Linked DNA regions of Homo sapiens: region 2 is linked to region 1. The links are chromatin contacts, found by Hi-C or POLR2A ChIA-PET in ENCODE. All regions are on one chromosome and are shown on one strand. Each heading gives the region's core, a stretch centred on a gene start or an enhancer-like site at or near the end of the contact. The rest is flanking DNA. Distances are from core to core; before and after follow the strand shown. Region 1 overlaps MAGI1 (membrane associated guanylate kinase, WW and PDZ domain containing 1). Region 2 overlaps MAGI1 (membrane associated guanylate kinase, WW and PDZ domain containing 1).

The links. A loop is a pair of places that touch in the nucleus more often than their neighbours do. ChIA-PET counts read pairs that join two places held with the same protein, here RNA polymerase II (POLR2A). Pooled maps may share reads with other maps.
Region 2: a loop to region 1 is called in a map of heart left ventricle, with 2.0 times the contacts of the local background. The contact joins two enhancer-like sites. A Hi-C loop is called at or near these places in 1 of 168 maps with a recorded cell type or tissue (heart left ventricle) and 3 of 50 pooled maps. POLR2A ChIA-PET finds 5 or more read pairs at or near these places in 1 of 52 experiments (WTC11).

Annotation. Positions count from the first base shown.
Region 1 is chr3:65,728,235-65,731,416 of GRCh38, forward strand. All of the region lies in intron 1 of MAGI1 (membrane associated guanylate kinase, WW and PDZ domain containing 1), which reads right to left. LOC107986018 (a long non-coding RNA gene) reads right to left here. Exons shown (of 2, transcript XR_001740441.2): 2 at 1-3,182. Among named protein-coding and RNA genes, the nearest start is that of MAGI1-AS1, 160 kb to the right of the region's middle. Within about 2 kb of position 1,462, at least 5 of the 41 ENCODE cell types and tissues checked have a DNase peak (open chromatin) inside an H3K27ac peak, as active enhancers do.
Region 2 is chr3:65,547,806-65,550,987 of GRCh38, forward strand. All of the region lies in intron 2 of MAGI1 (membrane associated guanylate kinase, WW and PDZ domain containing 1), which reads right to left. Among named protein-coding and RNA genes, the nearest start is that of MAGI1-AS1, 340 kb to the right of the region's middle. Within about 2 kb of position 1,651, at least 5 of the 41 ENCODE cell types and tissues checked have a DNase peak (open chromatin) inside an H3K27ac peak, as active enhancers do.

The DNA of each region.
Region 1 (3,182 bases), core at 212-2,711:
AATGCTTTGAGATGGAAATGAGCTTGGGGAAAACTCAGAACAGGATGATTGGAGCTGGAGCACCCTGTGAGGCGCAGAAGGTGGCCTAAGATGAGCTGGAGATGCAAAGAGAGACAGACCACGTGGGATCATAGAGCCCATGGTATGGAATTTGGATCTTTGTCTGCAGGAAGCTGCTCAGCAGTTTTCAGCAGGAAAGTGCTATGACATGATTTCTGTTGTTAAAAACAGCTGCTGCTGTGTGGGAAACAGCAAGAAGAAAAGCTGAAAAGATGAAGAGAAGTAATTCACCCCTAAACATGGTAAGTTACTTCCTCAAACCCCAGGGCCTAAAATTCCAAATCCTGGAGAAATAAGTCAAACTAGATAGTCATTCAGCTAAGCAAAGAGCAGGTGTTCTGTGGCACAGCTGAACTTTTACCCTTCAAACAGTATTGTCAGAAGAGAAACAACTGTCCCAAAGAAATGATGCAAAGAAAAAACCGTATTTTTTAAAAAATTATTTTGTCTAGGACACCACTATTCTTAACACTTTTTTTAAAAAATCTTAAAGGAACTTGGGGATAAAACTTTTTTAACTGCATAAGCACTATTCCTCTAGTAGAACTTGAGTGTGTAATGAAGCCAATTGTTTTTTAAAATAGTAAGGCTTTACTGTGATTCCTAATCAATACTCATATGACATCTCCTCACAAAATGATCATTTACTGTGTTTAATAACTCTTGAGATTAAATAGGAATGACATGCAGTAAAACCTGACTAATTTTGATCTGATTAAATCAAGTTTTGCAAAAATTTGGACCTGGCATGGTCTGAATCTGTGTTCTGCATTATCCAATAAAAACAAATCTGTCCTACAAATTAGCAGTTAACAAAAAATGGAACGGGGGGGGGGGGGGGGATGATATTCACTCTGAAGAAAACAAGCCATCTACAAGTATATTCATATAGGACCAACACACTAATTATAAACTGCTTATCTATTCCTGACAGCAGGTCACTCCAAAATCTCTATTACATTATGTAAGCATACGTTGAGGTTGCCTGCACCTACATTGGTAAACAAACTATATTCATTTAAAAATATTTCCTGGCTGAAAGTTCTCAATGACTTCAGCTAACAATACAGTTAGGATCAAAGTTTGAGGTTGGCTAAAATCACATGAAATCACTATGTATGAGCATTTTGGGTATAATACTATGCACAGTAGACAATATAAAACATAAAACATATATATTTTATACAGTCATTTAAGATTTGGTTTTATCTGAATGTCTAAGTGGACTAACTTCCAGCCAAAGGTTTAGAAACAACACTGAATCTAACTCAGGGAAGAGCCACTGCCAATCCTGCTTTACTAAACATTACAACCACTACCCAGCAAGGCCAAATTCCTTGAGCAAATGTGTGTTTGCTGACCCTGGAACCCATCTTTGAAGCTCCCCATCGCTAATGAAAAGTGAACTCTACTTCCTGACCTTTTCAGCTGTTCTGGGAATCCAGCCATAACCAGAGTCTCCCAAGAGAATCTCTGAATTTGTCTACTGCAAATACAGCACTGCAATCTAAGCAGGAAACTGAACTAGATTTTAAAACAAGCCGTTAGCAACAAAAGGCAGAACATTAAAATCACCATGTAATACAATCCTGCTACCACTGACCTTTGGTTATATAAGTAGTTCAGAATGACTTGATTGAATAAGAGATGCTGTATTACTTTCTTTCTGTGACTAAACATTTTGGGGCCTCATGTTCAATTAGAAATTAAAATTTGGCCACACATACCAAGAGTCTAATTACATTTCTCAGCATCTGTCTTTCTTTCCAGGCCAAAAGAAAATATTTATGAAGAGCAGATTGAGACAAAATATACTGCTGTGGAATTGGTGAATATCTCCATTACATCATTTGCCTTTTAGGTGGTTTATCAGTTAGGAATGCTTTTGGCTGCAAATAAGAGAATCTTTGCATTAAGAGTAGCTTAAACAGTTAGTGGCTTATTTATCTCACAAAATCTGGAAGTGATCCCTGGGGTTGCTTCAGCTCTTCAACAATGCTATAAAAAAAAATGGCTTCCACCATTCTCAGCATGTGAATTTTCTTCCCCAAGCCTGTCACCTCATTTTCACAAGATGCTACTACCTTTCCAAGCAACATATCCTCATTTAAAGCAGGAAGCAGGAGACAGGGGCGAAATGACTATCTTCATGAGTATCCATCATCTTTACTAAGGAAGGGAATCTCTTCTACTTCCCCTCACGTCTCATTGGCCAGAGCTGGGTCGCATATACAACTCTAGACCAGTCACTGGTGTGGCAGAATGGACTGACGAGACTGGCTTAGACCAACTGTGATTCACGACGTATGACCTGGGACAGGCCTGCTTTGCCTGAGATCAAGTAATTGTGCTGACTAGACACAAAATCAGGGGTCAGTTAGCGGGAACAGGGAGAGATGCTACTGAGGAGATAAGGACAGCACTGTAACCCACAAATGTTTCCTAGAATGGAAAGATCTACGGATAAACAAATGAATAAATGGTCACTAAAAGAAAAAAGTAATAGTTCATTTTTGTTTTCTCTACAGCAAAATATTGTGAGAGGCTGAAGTGTTGTCAGAGCTGTAGAACAGAATCTGTTATTGTCTAACTCTCCCCACCCCCCCGGGGTTTTTGTTTTTTTTTTTCTTTTTAATAAGTGAAATGGTTACCTCCATTGTAGTTTTGCCAAATTCAATGAAAAGAATCACAATGAATCAAGTTACCTCTAGAGGCATCTTCTAGCCCCCAAATTTAGTTACTGGATAACTCAAAAGGTAACCACCGTGCAACAGGGCATTTCTTCCAGTTTCCCTGAAGGGTGATCAAAATGTCCATTTAAAACATATAACCCATACCCCATGATTTAATGACTGGTATATAAGTAAAAGGCTGAACTTACAAATACTCTCAAGAGAGAAACCCTGTCTTCAGAATGTAATAGCTTTGGAGCAAATATGGGAATGTTTGTTTGCCATGTCAGACATACATAAAAGGAATTTTCGTGCTATGGCTAAAAACACCATCACACAGTCCACCTTAAAACTTGGCTCCAGTCGGGTTAAATAGAATTCTAACAGCATTTAAGGAAATCTATGACCAGGCATGATGGCTCACACCTATAATTCCAGCACTTTGGGAGG
Region 2 (3,182 bases), core at 401-2,900, 180 kb before region 1:
GGTTATTTGCCCATATTCACTCCATAACAGAATTACAATCAGGTATGTTCTATCCCAGACTCAGGGCAGAGCCTGGAGTTCAAACATACCACATGTTGAGAAAAAAGGTCAACTATGAAGTTCATTGGGAGCTTAGAACAATGAAGAAAAGTTAAGAACAATGTTCAAATGAGGAGTAAATGAAGTAATTGAGGAACTCCAAAACTACCATCCCAGAGCTCCTCAAGCAAAGGTCTCCAATAACCTCCTGCAACCCTGCGGCAATAACCAGCAATAACCAGCTCTGCAGACTGGAACCCATTCAGTCTGATGTGAATACGCTTTGCTCTGGAGGAAGAAGCTCTGCTCATGGCAGACAGGCCTGATTGCCAGAAGTTACATTTCCTGTGAGTGAGCAGGGAAGCCACAGAAACTAGAGCCATGGGGTATTGGGGGCATCCCAGGTGAAATGAGGCTCTCACCACCTCAGAGGAGCCTTCCGCCCACAGATGAAGCATCCCAATGAGGGACAAGAGGGGCAGTTGGCACACAGCTCGCAAGAAGGCCTAGGCACCCTACCATCCCCTCTCCCTGCACTGGGGACCACCAGAGGCTCAGGGCCAGGGGAGAAAAGTGGCTCTACAATAAGGCTCTGCACAAAAGGGCCTCCCTTTTCAACTCCTCTCCATTTGCTCCAGCTGAGCCCAGCTTTATGCAAACAACACTCTTTTTTTTTTTTTTTTTTTTTTTTTTTTTGAGACGGAGTCTCTCCCTCTCGCCCAGGCTGGAGTGCAGTGGCGCGATCTCAGCTCACTGCAACCTCTGCCTCCCAGGTTCAAGCTATTCTCCTGCCTCAGCCTCCCTAGCAGCTGGGACGGCAGGCATGCGCCACCACGCCGGGCTAATTTTCGTATTTTGAATAGAGAGGGGGTTTCATCATGTTGGCCAGGCTAGTCTCGAACTCATGACCTCAAGTAATCCACCCAACTCGGTCTCCCAAAGTACTGGGATTACAGGTGTAAGCCACCGCTCCCGGCTGCAAACAACACTCTTAAGCTCAAAATGCAGGCTACTGGAGGGGTGGGGTGAGCCAACAGTTCATTAAGTGGCAGCAGGCCAGGGAAGCGGGGTCGGCGGGAACGGGAGGCAGCAAGGGGGAAGGGAACCTGGCTCTCAACCCACTGGAGCCAAAGTAAACTGTACTTCAAGGGACCCTGGCCCTAGGCGGAACGAGCCTGCGGCTGATGGGCCGCCCGCGTCTCCTTGCACCTGCCCTGGCGCCGCAGCCAAGGCGGCCCCTGCTCGGGCCCTGCGCTCCGGGGCGCGGGCCGAGATGCTCGCCCAAGAAACATGGCTGGCTGGAGCCTCCGGGCGCGGGAGGGACGCGACCGCCAGCCTGGGGAGGCGGGAAGGGGGAACTTGAACGCCCGGGCGGGCGGCAAGTGCAGCGCGTTCCAGCCGCTCCCCGGCGCGGCCACTTCCTCGCCTTCTCCTTCCTTCCCTTTCCTCCCTCTTTCCGTCTTCCCTCTTCCTCATTCCCGCCCAGTCTCCTTCCTCCCTTCCTAACCCCCTCCCCTCCCCTCTTCCTGCTGTCACTTCCAAACCCAAGGACAAAACCGTTACCTGCGGGCCCCGGAGCGGCCCCGGAGTTCGCCTCGGTCACTGCCGGAGCCCAGGCGCGCGCTCGGTGGCCGCCCGCCTCATCCCCGCGCGTCTGAGCGGCCCGGCGGCAGCTGCTCCTTTTATGGGGCTCGCAGGCAGTAGGCTCGGCCAGGGTGTCCCCAGCCCGCTCGGGCGGCAGCGGCGTCAATGCGCGCTATTCACACTCCGGGCTGCGGCTGGTACCCCTCTACACGCCCCCCGGGAGTGCGCGACTGCCTGCCCGCCCCCATCCTCAGGGCCTTGGACGGGGGTAGGGGTGGGAGACAAATATGGCTTTCAGGGCACCCACTAGGGGAAGGGAGTCACATGGTTCTGGCCCTGGGTAGCCAGGGTAAGAGGGGCCCACCAAGAGCTGCTAGCACCTTGAAATGAATAGGGAGGTGCCGGTCAAACACGGGAGTGTGGGGTTGACTTCGAAATACAGCAGGAAGAGAGCTGAACCTTTCATTATCATCATCACCACTATTTTACTTATGATTATCATTAAATAGCATCTGCCATTTTATTAAGTGATTACTATGAGCCAAAAAATTCTCTTCTGGTACAGAACATTTTAAAAGCCTGTGTGTTCTGGGTCCACCACCTGGCACTTTGGTTAATACAGACAGAATCACATCTTCCCTCTTCTCAGTGGAAACCTCTGCTGGCCCCATTCCATAGAAGAAAAGCTACCCACATTAGCTCTGCATTCAAGGGCCCTTAAGTTTCTATCCTGGTCCTACTCTTTAGCCTCAAATCTGATGCATCTCACCCTCAAGAGACCCCAGGAGGGGGTTAAGTATTTGTCTTTTTATTAAAGATCAGAAAGACAAAGCTCGGAGAGGTTAAGTAATTGCCAAAGGTCACTCAGCTAAGAAATGCTGGAGCAATGCCCCAGGTCAGTCCAAGTTCAAAGTCCTGGATCTTGGTCTCTCCATGCTACTGTTTTTAGTAAACTTCTAAGGCCAAGAGGGCATCACACCCTTTTGAGTTCTGGATGATATCTCACCTCTTCACTGGCAAGAATAAAACTTGAAAGAAATTGGACTCTCTAGGCCAAGAAGAAAATCCCAGAGAGCCCTGTTTGAACCTGTCACCTCCGGGCAGCTCTTCCTTTTATTCATATACAACTTTAGTTTTAGTTTCAGGTGGACCACAGCAATAGTGATGGGAAACAATCAATTTGACTAAACTGGGATTGGCCCCCAGCATGCTCACATCACTGCCTGGAATGGCAAGAAGAACTGGAATTCCCAAGGCTAAGCACCATAGCTCATGCTTACAATCCCAGCAATTTGGGAGGCCAAGACAGGAGGATCACTTGAGCCCCGAAGTTTGTGACCAGCTTTGACAACAGAGGGAGACCCCATGTCCACAAAAAAAAAAAATACAAAAATTATCTGGGTGTGGGGGCATGCACCTGTAGTCCCAGCTACTTGGGAGGCTGAGGTGAGAGGATTGCATGGGCCTAGGAGTCTGAGGCTGCATGAGCTGTGACTGTGCCACTACACTCCAGCCTGGGCAACAGAGACCCTGTCTTAAAAAGAAACGGAATTCCCAGT